Regions from separate parts of the Mus musculus genome. Here region 1 is linked to region 2. A link is a contact called in ENCODE POLR2A ChIA-PET data. All regions are on one chromosome and are shown on one strand. The core of a region is the stretch at or near the end of the contact, and the rest is flanking DNA. Distances in the headings are between cores, read along the strand shown.

Evidence for each region. ChIA-PET counts read pairs that join two places held with the same protein, here RNA polymerase II (POLR2A).
Region 1: POLR2A ChIA-PET joins it to region 2 with 11 read pairs in Patski. The contact joins the promoter of Rnf11 here to the promoter of Ttc39aos1 in region 2. POLR2A ChIA-PET finds 5 or more read pairs at or near these places in 2 of 5 experiments (Patski and embryonic stem cell).

Annotation. Positions count from the first base shown.
Region 1 is chr4:109,474,353-109,480,091 of GRCm38, forward strand. It overlaps Rnf11 (ring finger protein 11), which reads right to left and starts at 2,153. Exons shown (of 3, transcript NM_013876.3): 1 at 1,758-2,153. The coding sequence starts at 1,880.
Region 2 is chr4:109,404,529-109,410,853 of GRCm38, forward strand. It overlaps Ttc39aos1 (Ttc39a opposite strand RNA 1), which reads right to left and starts at 1,729. Exons shown (of 4, transcript NR_131195.1): 1 at 1,198-1,729; 2 at 1-78. It overlaps Ttc39a (tetratricopeptide repeat domain 39A), which reads left to right and starts at 2,572. Exons shown (of 18, transcript NM_153392.2): 1 at 2,572-2,681. The coding sequence starts at 2,644.

The sequences.
Region 1 (5,739 bases), core at 903-3,402, 70 kb after region 2:
GGCTAAGGAACATAGATTTGGGGGAGAAGTTTGCTCATGTCACCTACATAAATTCATTCTAGAGGAGCTATCCAGTGGAGAGGAAAACAGTTAAGATAGCCTGAAAAATGGGCCCAACTCTGGAGGCTGAGGCAGGAGGACAGAATGTTTGTCTGTCTGGTCAACTTCCTGAGTCACTGTCTAACAATAAGTTTTTTTTTTTTTTTTTTTTTTAAACAGCAGAGTTATAGTTCTATAGTGGTGTTTTGCTAGAATGCATAGGGTTCTCAGTTTAATTCCTGTTACTGATTATGGATAATATTCATATTCCATTTAGTATTAGGTATTGCTCCTGAAGCAATTTAAATATGTTGGGAGAAATGGGCCACATAAATATAGCCAATACTTAATTTTTATAGGACAGAAATTGCATGAAATATTGACGACAAAGCTTCTATTCTTCATTTATCTCAGTTATTGAGTATCTACTATGAGTCAGATGCTAGAGTATAAAAGCACCTGGAAACTGTCCCAAATTCAGCTTGTACAAGGGGAGGAGAACACATATGTCAAGGGTGAGACACACAACTACCTAAACAAAGATACTGCACTAAATTATTTTAGGTCTGGTACTGCTTGTAAGTGTAGAAGGTACATGGGGGACGTATCCAGGAATTCGGGGAAGAAGGGTGGGTAATGTCAGTACTTTAGATACTTGAGCTGAGTCCTTAAAGAGGATTAAATGTTCACCTGGGCAACCTTGGGGGAAGGGCTCTTAGCATAAAGATCACCTGGAGCAAAGACAAAACTATCAACAGCCTGGTTTGGTTAAAATAGAGGCTTTTGCCAGGCTATCGTAAAGATGGGACTTGACTAACATGAGGGGGTCAGAAAATCAGCTCATATGATCAATTTTTTGCCACGTGATGAGAAACTGGTTTACACAGGATTGAGAAAACACTACACTAGATAATGATGTCACCACATAAAATCAAAGGAGACTGCACAGTTAGAAAACTAAACTCTCTTCAGGAAAATATTAAAGAACTGTATTAAAGCCCACCTGAGAAGTTTACTCAATGTATCATTTAGAAAGACCCATTCAGGAGTCTTTGATAAAGAGGACTTTAAGTAACAGATGGCATTTCCCAAGTCAGGTTGAAAGGTCTCTCAAGTTCAAGATAATCAAATTTTAATTAAGCCAACTTATTTAAAAGATGTGTCACAGGGGTGGAGCTTAAAATTACCACATATGTATATATAAACAAGTAACTCTTTATGAAGCTGAGGCCAAAATCGCCACTTGGAATTCTACCTCCCAAGTAGATGGTAAAAAAGACATTCTACCAGAGCCAATTAACAAAAGAGTGGGGAGGATCATAAACGAAAACACAAATATAAGGGGGGAGGGGGTGACAAGCTACGCAAAACCCGTAATCCTCTTGGCAGTCTGATGAGGAAATCACACAACTCAGACATAAAGGCAGGAAAACCATGTCATCCTCAACTCCACAAGCTAAACTACTAGGCACCGAAGGGGATAAGATCACACACTCGATTCCTGAACTCAAGGACAGAAGACCGTCCTCAACCCGTGCCCAAGGGGATGCCCAGAAGGACCCTTTTCCATTTGGGAACCGGGCAGCAGACACCCTCAAGGCCAGCCCTGAAGGGGTCAACGCCACCCCCCCCCCACCCACCCCCGGTCTAGGCCGTGGAGGCCAAGGGCAGAGGGCCCGAGCCGCCTCCTCTCGCACGCCGACACACACCCTCCCTACCTGATATGGCGGCGGCGGCTCCTGATCTGGCTCCGTCCCCTCGCCAAAGCTAGCCCGGTCGGACTGAGACTCGTGAAGCAGGGAGATGTCATCCGAAGTCGGGGATTTGAGGCAGTTCCCCATCTTCCGGGGCTGGGGTGTATGCTTGAGATCTGCGGGAGGAAGAAAGCTGTGACCCGGTCTCTCGCACGCTCGGCGGTGAGCTCGCTCGGCGCCGCGGGGTCCAAGGCGGCAGGCCCGGGGCTCAGGCGGCGGCTCCCCCGCGCCCCGGCGCCACCGAGGGGCCGCTCATGCCAGCCCCCGGGACAGGGGGCGCGAGGCTAGGCCGCGGGCTGCGCCGGGGTCGCGTCTGGAACCTGAGGGGGGCGGGGGCGGGAAGACTGAGCGCTTCCCCACCCCGCCCCCCGCGGGGCGGCGGCGGCCACGGGCTGCTGGGCCTAATCCAGGTCAGGAGGGGGGGGCGCGGCCGTCTCGGTTGCCTCAGCTGCTGCCTCAGCTGCTGTTGCCCCTGCCGACGCTGGAGCCGCGGCCCGGGGCCTCATCCTACTCCGCCTCGGCGCGGCGGCGGTGGCCAGAACGAGGCTGGCCAGGCCTACGTCATGCCGCCGTGCGTGCTCCGGCCCCGCCCCGGGCGCGCGCGTCCGACTCCTGGACTGCGTGGCTGGGCTCTGAGTTTAAGGTCCAGGCTGTGTGGCTGTTGGTCTCCCGACCATCTGCCTCCGGCGCCCCCTGTATGTCCCGGCTGCAGCCAGCTTGCGGACTTACCTTACCTTACCTGCGCGGTGTCCTCAGACTGTTCACGCTGTCTGCCGGGTTGATGTCTGTAAGCACGGATCTGAATGGACCAGGCAGATAGCTGAGGTGTTTAGCTTCCTTCTCCTTTATCCTTTAAGAATAAAGTCCAAACTCATGTGATGAACACGCCCTACCCTCCCAACATCACAGCCATGAGATTATCGGATTGCCCATTTCTTCCCAATCCCACCTCCCTAATTCAAGCCTCTCAAACTAACATTTGCCGTTGATTCTCAGTCTCTCTGTGTTCATCATTGTCCCCTACCTCCATACCCTTTGAATGATTGAGGATATATATATATGTATTGGGAAGGCATATATATATATATGCCTTCCCAATACTACCCACAGAATAATCTTAAGAAATCTCTTGCCGAGCAGTAGTGGCGCACACCTTTAATCCCAGCACTTGGGAGGCAGAGGCAGGCAGATTTCTGAGTTCGAGGCTAGCCTGGTCTACAGAGTGAGTTCCAGGACAGCCAGGGATACACATAGAAACCCTGTCTCGAAAAACAAAACAAAACGAAACGGGAAAAAAAAAAAAAACGGAAAGAAGAAATCTCTAATCTCATTCAAAATACTGCCCCTCTTTTATAAATTCTAAATCCCAAAATGGCCAAAGTGCTTCTAGTCCTCTCAAAGACTGTTCTCGCTGGCTGAGATTTCCACAGACAGACAGTATTCCTGACCTCTTACCTCTCGCTGGGCTAATCATTATCCTCACCAGTCCTTCGTGGACTCCATTTCATTTCCCTTGAAAATCTTTTTCTGCTTCTCCAGTCTGGGTTAGTCACCTACTCAGAGTTCCCAGTCAGGGCCTTTCTGTCAGGTTGATCAAGCTGAGTTCTCTGTCCCTTCCCTGTGTAAGGCCTGGCATGTTGCCTAAGGTAGTAGAGTCTTTCCTTGGCTGAATGAACAAATGCTCAAACAGCATATGCAAAGGGAAGAACAAGAAGAGAGTGTTCTCCACAGCCATTTTTTTTTAATCAAGAAGGCAAGAAGTTGACTTTGATCTCCAGTTTTATTCACCATTGACTGATTTATTGTTATTTACAGGCCCTATGTTAGAGCGACTGATTCATAAAACCTGACTTTTTTCTTGAAAGATCCTGGGTTTACCTGCAACAACAAACAAAGTCTTAGAGGGTCCCCTCCCCTGATGTTTGTAGAAAACTCTGTTTATTTCGTTTGGGTGAGGGTCAGAAGGGATTTTTGATAGATACTACTGTGTTTAATGAGTAAATCCCAAACATTTTCCCTTTAAATCCCAATTCCACAAAATCACTATCAAAGTGAGGTCAAACTCTATGTTCAAAGCAGGGGGTCTTAACTAGGCATGCCTTTAATCTCAGCACTCTGGAAGCAAAAAGCAGGCAGATCTCTGAGAGTTCGAGGCCAGTCTGGTCTGTAATACAAGTTCCAGAACAGCCAAGACTAAGCAAAGAAACCCTGTCCTGAAAACCAAAAAAAGAAAGAGAGAGAGAGAGAGAGAGAGAGAGAGAGAGAGAGAGAGAAGAGAGAAAGAGAGAAGGGTGTTGTTGAATGCCTGTAATTCAAGCATTTAGAGCCAAGACAGGAACATGTCTAGTTCAAGGCTAGCCAATGTTACTTAACAAGCAAACAAACAATTCTGCCTCAAAAAAAGTCTATATTCAATCAAACAAAAAAATTTTTTTTTTGAAATAGCATCTCACTATATAGCTCTGGCTGTCCTGGAACTCCCTACGTAGACCAGACTAGCCTCAAACTCAGAGGTCTACCTGTCTGTCTCTAAAATGCTAGGACTAAAGGTATGTGCCACCACACCCTTTCTCCAACCAATGTGTTTCAAAACAGAACCTTGAGCTGGGCACAGAGATACAAATCTATTATTCCAGCACTTGGAAGGTAGAAGTAGGAAGATCAGGAGTTAGAAATCATTTTCCCATACAGAATGAATTCCAGGCCAGTCTGGACTACATGAGAGCCCTTCCTCAATATCTCCTCCCAGAACAAAGACAGTTCCATTAAGAAAGAAGCCCAGGAGAGCCTGGAGTTCCACATTACCACGCCATTTAGCCTCCCAAATGCTGGGATTACAGGAGTGAACTCCTATATCTAGCACTCTGTCTTTATTCTTTTTTTGTTTTGGTTTTTAGAGACAGGGTTTCTCTGTATAGCCCTGACTGTCCTAAAACTCACTCTGTAGACCAGGCTGTCCTTGAACTCACAGAGATCCACCTGCCTCTGTCTGCCTCCTGAGTGCTGGAATTTAAGTGAAGCACCACTACCTGTCTTTTTCTTTTATATTTTTCTTACCTTGTTCCTACAAGTTCATACATGTTTCATATATATCATAAATGATATCTAAAGATATAATCACTTTTTCATAAATGTACACTTTTAGACCCATCTGCCTGATGAGAGAACTGTGGTATGTTTCTTTAGCCTACTGCCACTTCAATACTAAAATATTAGTCACTCTCTTTTGGCAGAAATTCTAGACAGGCATTAGTTACTTTGTAAATTACCACAGAGAGATTTTGGAACAGCACCTACAGAAAAAGGAAAAGGAAACAAGCCAGGTATAGTGGTGCACACCTAAATCCTGATATTCAGGTCTGGAATGAGCTCAAGGCAAGCCTTGGCTACATAAGGCTCCCCAGTCTTGGAAAGTAGGGAGAGGGGAAGCTGGGAAATGGCTGCTTGGGTAAAATGCTAACTGCAAGCCTGACAACACAGGTTCTGGTTCTGGAATCCAAGTAAAAGCCAGATTCGGTGTTTGGAATTTATAATCCCAGTAGTCCTACTGTGAGATAAGAGGCAGAGGCAGGACAGCCTCAAGGAAGCTAGTGGGCTAGCTAGCTGGGGTACATGCACGGCAGCAGGACACGGAGGGACCAGCCTCAATGAAATGGAAAGCAAGAATGGATTCCTGAAACTTGTCCTCTGACTTCAGCAAACTCACTGTGGCATGCACAGACAGCACTCACATGCTACACCACACACACACACACACACACACACACACACACACACACACACAAGAAAAGGAGGAGGATGGATGGGAAGGAAAAAGGAAGAGACAACAGGAAACATAAGAATGAAAATATAAAAACGGAGTTGGAAGGCTAGTGTAGTAATCATGGCTATAATCCCAGCACTCGGGAGACAGAACTGCTATAAATTTAACATGTTGAGAAGTCAG
Region 2 (6,325 bases), core at 479-2,978:
AGAGTCACGTACAGGCATCTCTTCCTGCTCCTTCCCCGTGTCATACACAGTGTCACCCACAGGAGTTAGGGCTGCTCACTGGAGGCAAGAGATGAGAGTCTGGGACCCAGCCAGGAACTTCCTGGGAGAGGTGACATCTGAACTGATACAAGTTCTTAATAAAAATAGAATTTTTTTTAGCCAGGCTAAGTAGAATCAGAACTAATGGAGCTTAGTTGCTTCAGGACCACTTACCTGGCCTCTTCTGTCATTCCAACAAGGCCCTGAATTTTTTTACTTTAGCAATCTGTTGTGTCTACCTATCCCCCGTGCTACCTTTCATGCTGTCTGTCCATTTCTTTTTTTAAAGGATTTATTTATTTATTTATTTATTTTATGTATGTGAGTACACTGTAGCTGTACAGATGGTTGTGAGCCTTCATGTGGTTGTTGAGTATTGAATTTAGGACCTCTGCTCACTCCAATTGGCCCCGCTAGCTCCGGTTGGCCCTGCTCACTCTGGCCCAGAGATTTATTTATTATTATACCTAAGTACACTGTAGCTGTCTTCAGACAGCACCAGAAGGGGGCATCAGATCTCATTACGGGTGGTTGTGAGCCACCATGTGGTTGCTGCAATTTGAACTCAGGACCTTTGTAAGAGCAGCCAGTGCTCTTAACCACTGAGTCATCTCTCCAGTCCCTGTCTGTCCATTTCTCATATAGCCTAGCTAGCCTGGAAGCCCTTAGCCTTAGCTAAGGATAACTTTGAGCTCCTGCACCTTCTGCCTCTACCTCCCACGTGTTACAAGTGTGTAGTGTTGTGAAGGACTGTTTTTTCTTTTGAAGAGAGACCTTTCAGTGATAAGCTGTTGGCTCCATCCCTGGTTCCATGGATGAATTATGTGACCAGGAAGGAGTGTGTGTCCTAGGCAAAAGAAACAGCATGTACAAATGCCCGAGGACATGACTGTGTGGGGCGTGCGACAGGCTTCAGCCTCATCACCTAGGACTCACTCGTCTCTACACTGTTCTCTTCAGAACCACAGACCCCAGCATTCATCAGTGTGCCCTTACCCACTCCTGTGCCTTTGTCTATATTGGTCCCTCATGGAGCACACCTGCTCCCAGCTTCATTAACGCACTTCTCAAGGCTCAGCTCCCATCTGCTCCGGACAGACCCTTCCCCCCCCCTTCCCCCTTCCCCAACATACTCACCCTCGTCTGGGTTCCTTAAATAATGGTTGCTGGTACATGCTGTTGTGGTCAGGTTCCCATCATCGTCTTTTCAAGCCCATATGTGAGGCTACCAAAGTTGGGATAGTTTCCACATAGCAGTGCCTGGCCTCTGCTCACACAGAGCAGCATAAGGACATCCTGGGAAATAGCTCAGCAGTCAAGAGCATTGGCTGCTCTTCCAGAGGACAGAGGTTCAATTCCCAGCACCTACATGGCGCCTCACAATGTCTGTAACTCCAGCTCCAGGGGATGTGTCACTTTCACTCTGGCATAGCTGCAGGCAAAACTCTAATACACATAAAAATATTTTTAAAAAGAACAACAAACAACTCACAGTCTTTCCAGGCAGTTATCTTGATGAGAGCAGCAATCCCCCAGACATTTCTCCCTATTCCTAAACTCAAGTTGCCTGGCTCCTCTGGGATCTGATCCAAGTCCTTCCCACCATGGCTGCATTTGCAGGCTGCTCTTTTTTGCTTCCTCTTCTGACATCCTGGAGCTCAGGGCCAATCCCTCCTCCTGTCCCTTGCCTTTCTAAAGGGACAGCTCTAATCTAATGGCAGCCACGTGTTATGATGAGTCACCAGAGCATCTGGGGCCCAGAGGTAGTGGCCGGTTAACTCTTAATGGGCCAGGGCTCTCTGCTAGAAGATCATGTGGGCTTCTTCGGAACCTGTCTCAGGTCTAAGTGCAAAGTGGGCATCTGGGGGATGGACCACTCACTCTGGAAGTGAGAGAGGAGGGGGCCAAAGGGAGAAGGGGCTGAGTGTGAGCTTTGGAGTTAGGAGGGCTAAGTTGCAGTTCCTGCTGGCCACTTACTGTAGAGTGGCTCTACACAGGTCACATGAACTCAACCGCTCGAGTTTTCGCATCTGAAAAAAAAAAAAATGGCAATTTTAGGGATTGTTTGAGAAGGAGAGTGTGAGCTGCCTGCTAGCGGTGCGTGCTAACCCGCCCGCTTTCCCGCCTTCTGGTCTCTTGCAAAACACTGGCCCCGTTTGGGCAAGCGGTTAGAATGAATGTCCACGCCTGTCTGCAGAAGCTAGGCTTTCTCCGCTAACATGGCCCGGCAGTGAGGCTGGACCGCGAGATCTCAGGTGTGGGGCCGGGAGCTGAGGCCTAGGGAAGGTGGAGAATTTCCCAGCCCGAGTGGGTGGAGGTGTTGGCAGCTCCGGTCCATGTCTGCGCCGATGCTCCAAGGCCAGGCTGTGCCGACCTTGAGCGCCCGGGTCCCACCTGGCCAGCGCCAGGGGCGGGCGCTGCGCTGCGCGGGCGCGGCCATGGTCCCACTGCGCGGGTGGGCAGCCCGAGACCGGCCCGGCCCCGTCGCCTTCCCCGCCCCCCGGCGCGCCCCTCCCCGGCCGCCGCGTCGCTGGGATCCGGCCGCAGCACCTGGGCTGCGCCTGGCGTCCGGCGCGCGCAGCGATGACCACGGCCAGCGGCCCGGGCGACCTGCCGGCGGGGTGAGTGGCGGAGGCCGCCTCGGGGCGCGGGCCGTGCAGGGCGAACGCTGCGGGGGCCTCCTAGGAGGAGCCCCGGGACCGCACTGCGGCTCCAGCCGCTGCGCAGCCTGCAGCCCGCGCCCCGCTGCCTCCTGGGGACCCTGGCTCAGTCACAGGCCTTCTGGGTCCCAACTTTCTCTCCCTCCTCATGGAGTCTATACCCATGGGGTGGGCCTTGTTACGATCACCCTTCTTTACAGATGAGAAAACTGAGGCATAGCTCTTAAGTGACTTTGATTATCCAGGAGGTAAGAGTGGAAAGTGAGATTTGAACACAGCTCTGTCTGGTGACATCCCCTTTAGGGATATTTGGGGTATTTGAAGGGCTCTAAGTGTGCTCGGGCCCAGGGTATTGGGTGTACCAGGAACCTAGGTTGTCAAGGTGGGTGCTGTCACTATCAACATGGCTGTCTTGGCCAGCCCCACCCCCACCCCTCCAAAGTCACAGTCAGACCCCCTAGGTTGATCCCGGGCACTGCCAGTTGCTGTCTGGAGATAGTCAGCAGCTCTGCTGTGTTTGGGTTTCAGTGCTTAGGGGGCAGTTGCTGGGATCCTAGGCTGCTGGGAGGTTGCTGGGCAGAGAGAGATCCTGCTCAGGTGAGCTGGGAGGGGTGCCTGCCCTACCTGGAGACTCAGACTAGTGACAATATTTGCCAAGGGCCTGAGGCCTGACAGATGAACAGGGAGGAGAGAAACCACCAGCCAGCTGGAAGCCTCTAGTGTGGGTCTGAGAGAATGGTAGCTCGGTGCTGAGGAACATCGTGGCTGGAGGAAGTCACCTGTTAAGTTTTCCCCTAATCATTTTCTGTTGTATAATTTTGGTCAAGGCATTTGACCAAACCTCCCTGACTTCTGGTTCCTGCTTTGGAAAACACAGAGAGGCTGGGTTAGCTACGCTCTTCCTGCTGAGGGTTGAAAGCTCCGGAGCTTGGCTGACTACCTTTCTGCGCAGCCCTGTCCGAACACCACCCTTCAGTATTAGAAGCGTGGTTTTCAGGAGAAAAGGCAGACATGGAACAAGGCTTCCATCCACAAACCCAGACTTGCTGGCTGAAAGCCAGACTCGTCCCTCTTGCCTATATACCACAGCTGTGCCTGAGTCCCTGGAAGAACCCTGGGTACCTCTAACTCTGCTCCCAGCCTCCAGGCCAGTAAGCACAAAGTTCTAACAAAAAACAGAACATCTGTGTTCCTGTATGCCTGTGAGGGCCCAATCTTTGTGCTCACACAGGCCCATTTGTCCAGTCCCCTGCTTCTGGTCAGTGCCATCCTTGTGGGATTTGAGAAGAAAACCAAAGTAGAAGCAAATCCCGCTTCCATCTGTAGACACTTAGTCTCAACAAACACTCAGATCTTGTCTGGGTATAACTGTAATAAAGTTTTATCTACCATATAACAATACTTTCTTGGCAGTGGGGACAGGGTGGGTTAAGACAGGGTCTCCTGTAGCCCAGGCTGCTGGTGTACTCTTTGTGTACCCAAGGATGACCTTTGAACTCCTCATGGTCCCATCCCTACCTCCCACCAGCTGGGACTACAGGCATGTGCTACCATGCCCAGTTAACAAATGTGAAATGTGAAATGTGCAGGGCAGTGGTGGCACACACCTTTAGTCCCAGCACTTGGGAGGCAGAGGCAGGTGGATTTCTTTCTGAGTGCAAGACCAGCCTGGTCTACAGAGTGAGTTCCAGGACAGCCAGGGCTACACAGAGAAACTCTGTTTCAAAACAAAACAAAACAAAACAATGTGTGTGTGTGTGTGTGTGTGAGTGTGTGTGAGTATGTGTGTGTGAAATGTTTTTAAGGCTTCAGAAGAATGGTAAATAATTCTAAGGCATTTTGATTTTTAAGTTATGTAGGCAGAAGAGGGCATCAGATCCCCTGCAGTTGGAACTATGGGCAGTTGTGAGCCATCGGTGAGGGTCCTGGGAACCAGACTCTGGCCCTCCATGAGAGCAGCACTTAACCACTAAGCCGTCCTCTAGCCTCTGTGGTAAAGCCCTGGGTTCTTGTCACCCTGTGTTGCCAGATACTGTGTTCCACGTTCTCTATCCTCCTTTTAAGAGAGAAGTCCTGTTAGTGAAACCCTCTGGAACACCCCCACCCACCACCTTCCTCTCCAGAGATAATTGCCAGCCTGAGTCTTAAGTTTATTGTTTTCCATTTTTATTCTCCTGCTGAGTATGGGAAAATCTAAAAGCAATCCAGCGTGGGGTGGGGGGGGTTAGTCTGCTCTTACTTCCAAGTGTTCTGTAACAGAGCCTGCAGCAAACACCCGATCTGTGGCTTACTTTTCTAAAAGTTTGGTTTCTGAGGTTTTTGCCTCCTTGGGCCCACACGCTGGTCCCCCTCACCCTGGCACCTACTTCACCACCCTGTGTAAAGACTCCATTAATTTACTCATCCTTCTTGTTAGACACTGGGGTGGTTTCCTGCCTCCTTCTATTCACACAGAGTATTCATTCCTGTATGGCTGTCTTTTGTACACAGGAGTGTGCCTCTGTGGTCCCCCCCTGGTAATTACAGTGTGCACTCAAGCCTTCCCCTCCCTCCCTTCCTTCTCCCCTTCCCCCACCCCCTCTTTCTTTTTGACAGGATCTCACCATGTCGACTTCGTCTGGCCTCAGATTCAGATCTTCCTGCCTCAGCCTTCCTAGGTGCTGGGACTGTAGAACTGGGCCTCCAAGCCTGGCTTGTTCCATTCCTACTTTTGTCCTGCTTGATGAGAGTGGTGGACTGTGCATAGCATGAGGCAAGAGCATCCAGTGATAGTTCCTGAGTACTCCCACCTCAGTCTTTCCTCACATTCCAGGTAGGAATGTGTAGGCACCATTAAGCCCATTGTACTGATGAGGAAATAGAGGCTTATCAAAATCAAAGAACTTTCTCCAGGCTGGGGTTGGAGCTCAGCTGGCATGGCTCTTGTCTAGCATGCACAGAGCCCTGGGTTTGATCCCTTGGCACCAAGTGAAGCTGGGCATGGTAGAACACAACCTGTAATCCCAGCTCGTGGGAAGGGGCAAGAGGATCGGAAACCCAAGCTCATCCATGCCTACATGGTGAGTCCCAGGCCAGCCTTAGATAGAAGAGCCCCCGTCCACTCTCAAAGGACAAAACCAAAAACACCTCTAGCAGGTGACCAAGTAACTGCTGAGCTGCAGCTCGGCTCAAGGCTGTCTGCTTTCAAAACTCTGAAATGCCATGTCCTGTTACGTGTCTTCATATAGTACTGATCATGTGCGGCTAAGGGCCACAGGAGTGGGGGGGGGGGCTTTGGGCAAAACCTCTTGGACCTATTTGAAACCTAGAAAGGTCAATTTAGAAGCCACAACTCCCTATAGATACTGCATTCTTTGAGCGATAGTCCTCCATCCCCAAAGGGCAGAAGAGAGATTAAAATCTAGGGCTGGCTCCAGTCTGCTCCCTGAGTGACTTTGGTCTTGAGGTTAGGGTAAGAGGTTAACTGAGTCTGGGGCTCTCCCAGTCACCTTGTCTCCAGGACTGCTAATGAGACTTCAAAGTACCAGCCCAAACGACACAGGGAGGCAGGGAGGAAAGGGAAGGAGAATGGCTCCAGCTACCGGGCACCCCTCCTACCCTCCAGC